2 separate regions of the Homo sapiens genome follow, and region 2 is linked to region 1. A link is a contact called in ENCODE Hi-C or POLR2A ChIA-PET data. All regions are on one chromosome and are shown on one strand. Each heading gives the region's core, a stretch centred on a gene start or an enhancer-like site at or near the end of the contact. The rest is flanking DNA. Distances are from core to core; before and after follow the strand shown. Region 1 holds the start of MAP2K6 (mitogen-activated protein kinase kinase 6). Region 2 holds the start of BPTF (bromodomain PHD finger transcription factor).

Region 1 (2,700 bases), core at 98-2,597:
CAATTGTTCTGAAACAAGTGACTTGGGGTCCCAGGGGCACCTGACAGCACCTAGTCTGCTCTTTGATGTCATATCAGGAATTTTTTAAATCCCCTTCCCAGGGTGACATTAAGCCTGCAAAATACAACTGTGTTTAAAAACAAAAATTAAGAAAAGAAAATAAAAGAACATAAAGAAAACAACCATAACGTGAACTTCCAACCTATTACAGCTGACTAAATACACGCAGTTACACACTTAAAATATTTCATTATGCTTGTCAATGAAACAGTGCAGTCCCTTCACACTACTGTAATGCTTAAAAGTACAGTTTTACCCCCAATATTTTCCCCCAAGATGCAAAGCATCCCCCAAATGGGCAGACATAAAACATTAGGTCTTCACTGCTGCTTCTAAATTTTGCGAGCCAATAAGCAATTGGTGTAAAGTGCAAAATCTCAGAAGAGCAAGACTCGTCTGCTTTTTTGTGATATGCTGTTATTCACCCTTCACCTTTACTTCCTTTAAAAATCAAAAGTTACCTAATGTTCAAGGCGATATCAATGGAAATTTAGCTAAATACTGGCACCGCAACGGTCTATTTCCCCCAAAGAATATAAGATTACATTAATTTCCTAGTAGTTTAACTCAAGTTTTACCTTTCATCTTCACCTATAGAGTTTTTAAAAGTTTCTATTCCTGTTGCATACAAAATTACTTACAATATCTGTGCATAGTAAAGAATTTTACAATTATATAAAGCCTTGCACATTTAGACGCTACCAACCTGCTCTGTCTCTCCTGACTGTGCAAAAGGCAAAAAGAGCTCAGTAATCCTAGCAGAAGAATGCAAATAACGTCAATGCACAGCTGAACTGCAAGCCCTGCCTTACAGGAACTCTCTGTGTCTGCAAAAAAAGACACATACTAAACAGGAAATGCAACTGAGCTGTGGAAAACCTCAAACTTAAAAATGCACTCGCCAGGCGAAAATTGCATCCATGCATTCATAAATGCATGCACAACCCTTTGCATTTTTGCAACTAATGCAAACAGCCTCTTACCTTTCGACTGAGACATTTTCCCCTTTCCTTTGATGGGGGAGGGGAGCACAAAAGACTTTGCCTTGCTTCTCTTCTGTAGCTAGTTTTGCAACAAAGATGCAAGCTGCAGGCGTGCAATCTTCATGCAAGTGGAGTTTCTCTTGACCGATGCAGCAGATGGACTTTCAGGGAATCAAGATGGAAATGCACACCTTGCAAAACAGACTGGAAAGTGATTTTTCCCCCAGTTGCAACGTTAGGGAAGGCTGTGCTGCAGCTACATGATGGGCCAGGGCTGGCAGCTAAAAGCTCCAAACTTGGAACTGAGTATCTTAGTGCGCAGACGTCCTTCCTGCGAAGGGCGCGAAGGCCGCTGGGTAATGTAGTTCTCCGGCGGAGTCCACGGGGCTCTGATTTAAGGAAACGTGGTCGCCCCGGTCGCTGAGCGAGATAACTGGGTGCGACAAAGATTGCGTCCAGATAAACAAGTCAGACACACACTCAGTAGAGTGATGGGTGAAAAGCGGCAAGGCCAAGACGGGGCGGCAGTTTTGTTCTCGAAAAGCCTCTGAAACAACAGCTAAAGAATATTAGGTTAGCTAAAGAGCTTTTGGCTTGTCGAGAAGGTCTGTTTGGGAGTTTAGTGTGTTGATTTTGCAGCTCAGCACCTGTTGTGCTGTTCTTGCCTGTAGACGTTTTACCCTCACACCTCCGTTTTTTGTTTGTTTGGGGGTTTTTTTGTTGTTGTTGTTGTTGTTTTTTTCCCGAGAGGGAGTCTCGCTCTGTCGCCCAGGCTGGAGTGCAGTGGCGCGATCTCTGCTCACTGCAACCTCCGCCTCCCGGGTTCAAGCAATTCTCCTGCCTTAGCCTCCCAAGTAGCTGGGATTACAGGTATGCGCCACCACGCCCGGCTAATTTTTAGTAGAGACGGGGTGTCAACATTTAGCCAGGCTGGTCTCGAACTCCTGACCTTATGATCCGCCCACCTCGGCCTCCCAAAGTGCTGGGATTACAGGCGTGAGCCACCGCGCCCGGCCACACCTCCATTTTTAAAAACATTTTTTCTAGTAAGAAAAATGTATGGATGATTGGGTTGGCTGGAGGTAAGGTTACCTTTGCTCTGTGGAGAAGATGCAAAGTTTTATTTTGTCAGAAACAATCCAGGTCAGTTATTTCCAAGGAACCCGAAACTCAGTAGGGGGTAGGTGTGGGGAAGAAGATTGGAGGCTTCTCATTTCTCACAGGGTTACAGAGGAAGTTCTGCTTTTTATACATCAACGCTAACTTTATCAAAATTAAGGTATCTAGATGATTTTTTCTCACCTGGGAGGAGAGTCCCTGGCCTAGGGGGAAAGTGGGTGGAAAATGAATACAGTCGAATATCTTGAATTTATTCATTAAAATTAAAAGATACTTGTTGAGTGTCCAGGATGTGCCAGGCGCCTTTCTAGGGCCCTGGGATGTTCATTCATTCTGTACCGCTCACACATAGTGGGTACACAGCACCCTGATGGAGAACGGCATCACCTTTTTCACAAGGAAGCCAGAGATGCTTAGCACAATTCACTGCAAGGAATGGAGAGGAGTGAGCAGGGCATGGGCAAAAATGAGCTCGGACTTATACTTCATGGAGCAGACAGACTCAGAAATGTTCTTTTAAGACAGAGGGAGGAATTGA
Region 2 (2,700 bases), core at 183-2,682, 1.6 Mb after region 1:
CCAGATAAGGTTCCCCTACTAACCCAAATGATCCGTTTCCTTAACACAATTTTAAAACCACAGCTAGGGGTGTGAAAACGCATTTTTTTGTGCGTGTTTGTGTACCACAATCTGTCCAAATCCTTAATTCCCTTTTAAGTAACAGATATATAATAAAAATCCGAAAGAAACCACATTAGAAATGCAAAGAGGTTTGCAAAACAAGAGGCTTCTTTCATTCCAGAAAACCACACCAAAACAAGGGGAGAAAAATGAATGCAATGGATATGTGTTTGCCAAAGTTTCAATCCTGCCCGGTGGAGACACTGCACTGGCACAAATTTTGAAGAGGAAAAAAAGGGGGTTGGGGGGGGGAGAGAGAGCGAGCGAGTGTGGCCTGCAAACTGCAACAATGCAATCTCCATTTTGAACAATGCGCCTCTTTCCTCTTGTAAATCTAGTTTTTTGCCACTTGATGTGCCGTCGCATTTCCCCTCTGTTTGGGGGGGAGGCGGGGTTGGGGGGAGATCGGAGCAGGATGCACAGCACACGAGTGAGCAAGGGGGGAGGGCAGAGGAGGTGGGGAAGGAGTCTGCAGCAACTGGGCTGGGTGGGTACCTGGAGTGCTGCTGTAGGTACTATGGCTCCTGAAGCTGCTTTCCGTGCAGTAACTGGCGTCGTCGTCGTCGTCTTCCATCTCCTCCGGATAATCGGAGTCATCGTCGTCCTCTTCCATCTCATCCTCCTCGTCGTCCTCAGAATCCTGGGTCTCCTCGGCGTCGCCGTCCTCCTCCTCCTCCTCCTCGGAGACCATGTCCTCCTCTTCCTCCTCCTCCTCGCTCTCGTGGTCATCGTACACCACTTTGTTGACGGCCCTCCGGGCCGCGGTGGTCCGGGCCAGGTGGCCGCCGCCGCCCCCGCCCCCCGTCCTGCCGCCCCCGCCTCCTCGCCCCCCCCGGCCCGGGGCGCTGGTGCTGGGGGGGGCCGGCGGCGGCGGCGGCGGCTTCCTCCGGCTACTGCTGCCCCCCCTGGGCGAGCTCAGCCGCGTCTTGGGCGCCACCTCAGCCTGGGCGGCGGCCCACCTGCCCCGGCTGCTGCCGCGGTGCCGCGAGCGGAGCCCCCCGATGGGTCCGGACGTGGGCGGCGGCGGCGGTGGCGGCGGGGCCGGGGCGCAGCGCTCCGCAGCGGGAGCCGCGGGCTGCTTGGGCGGCCTGCCCCGCCGGCCCCTCATGTCGGAGCCGAGGCGGGGGGAGAAGGAAAGCGAAGGGGGAGGGGCGGGCGCAGGGGGGGCGGTGGGGAGCGCCGGGGCCGGGTGGGGAGGCCCGCGGGGCCGGGCGGGAGGGGCCCGGCCGACGGAAGCGGGTGGAGGGAGAAGGCTCAATCCGAATTGCTGGGGCCCCACTCCGGATCGCCTTCAGCCGCCATCTTGTTTCTTCCCTCTCGCTCGGTGACTGGGGGAACCGACAGCGGCCGCAGGCCCAGAGCGCGGTCACGTGAGCTGCGCCGCCGACGAGCCTGGGACGGAGCGAAGCGGCGCGGCGGCCGCTAGGGGGAGCGCGGGAGCGTCGAGTCGGGGGCGGGGAGCCCTGGGCGCCTGGGCTCGGCACAGCGCGGTGCGGCTGGACTCCGGGCGCGGGTGGCGCGGCAAAACTCCGGGCGCAGGTGGCGCGGCTGAGAGGGGCGCGCAGCTCGCGAAATGCCCGGCGTCAAAGGCCTTCGGAGACCAAAGTCTCCGCGGACCGCTGGCTGGAGCCCAAAGCCGGCCGGACCTCCTCCCCGCGTCTCCCCTTTCGCGGCTCGGAGAGGAAGGCAAGGGAGCCCCCAAATATCATTCCCTTCCCTCCCCCTATGGAAACTGATGCTGAAAGAGCCAGCGAGAGAAAGAAAAAAAAAAGTCGCGGAGAGGGGCGGCCCAAGCGACCGAGGGCACCGGGCAGCGCCAGCGACAGAGGGAAATTAGTCGAGGGGACAGAGAGACAAGCCCCCTGAACTTAGGAAACTCTGAAGCATGGAGCTGGAGTCCAGAAAATGACTCCAATGACAACTGCTCCGGATCTGTGCCAGGAGCCACGCCCCGGGCTGCCACGCCCGGAGGGAGGGGCGCCCTAAGACCTGTAGCGTGGAATCCGCACTGGGAAAGCCTCAGTAAACTCCAGAACGCAACTACTGCACGTTCCAATGTCCCGCCACCTTCCCAGTGCCCCAGCTAGGACTTCGATCACCTCAGCAAGAACTTACCTCTCCTTTGCAGTGGAAAAGAGGGAATCCTGCCTAAAACCTACTTCACGGTGTTAAATGTTTGTATTATCGGGAAATAACCTTAATTTATTGACCTGACAAGTCACTAGGTTTCAGCTTAGCCCAAAGGACGAATCATGATGACATTTCAGGCACCCTCAAACCTTATCACAGCGACTCAACCCTGAGTGGTTGAGGTCAGCTCTTTAGATAAGAGAAAGGTGTTATAAACATATGAATATTTATTGAGAGAAGTGACAACCGAAAAGTAATTTAAAGAAAAATAGTTGGCCGGGCGTGGTAGCTCACACCTGCAATCCCAGTCCTTTGAGAGGCCAAGGCCGGATGATAGCTTGAGGTCAAGAGTTCAAGACCAGCCTGGGCAACATAGCAGGACCTCGTCTTTAGAAAAAATTTGAAAAATTAGCCGGGCATGGTGGTGTGCACCTGTGGTCCCAGCTAGCGAGAGGCTGAGGTGGGAGG

Evidence for each region. Hi-C counts contacts between places; a loop is a spot of excess contacts on that map. ChIA-PET counts read pairs that join two places held with the same protein, here RNA polymerase II (POLR2A). Pooled maps may share reads with other maps.
Region 2: a pooled map shows a loop between it and region 1 (9-fold over the local background). The contact joins the promoter of BPTF here to the promoter of MAP2K6 in region 1. A Hi-C loop is called at or near these places in 1 of 37 single-sample maps with no recorded cell type and 5 of 50 pooled maps. POLR2A ChIA-PET finds 5 or more read pairs at or near these places in 1 of 52 experiments (CD4-positive, alpha-beta T cell).

Annotation. Positions count from the first base shown.
Region 1 is chr17:69,413,344-69,416,043 of GRCh38, reverse strand. MAP2K6 (mitogen-activated protein kinase kinase 6) reads right to left here and starts at 1,347. Exons shown (of 12, transcript NM_002758.4): 1 at 1,044-1,347. The coding sequence starts at 1,059.
Region 2 is chr17:67,824,235-67,826,934 of GRCh38, reverse strand. BPTF (bromodomain PHD finger transcription factor) reads right to left here and starts at 1,432. Exons shown (of 28, transcript NM_182641.4): 1 at 598-1,432. The coding sequence starts at 1,210. RefSeq lists enhancers at 559-828, 791-1,486, 1,487-2,184 and silencers at 879-1,078, 1,259-1,308, 1,509-1,578.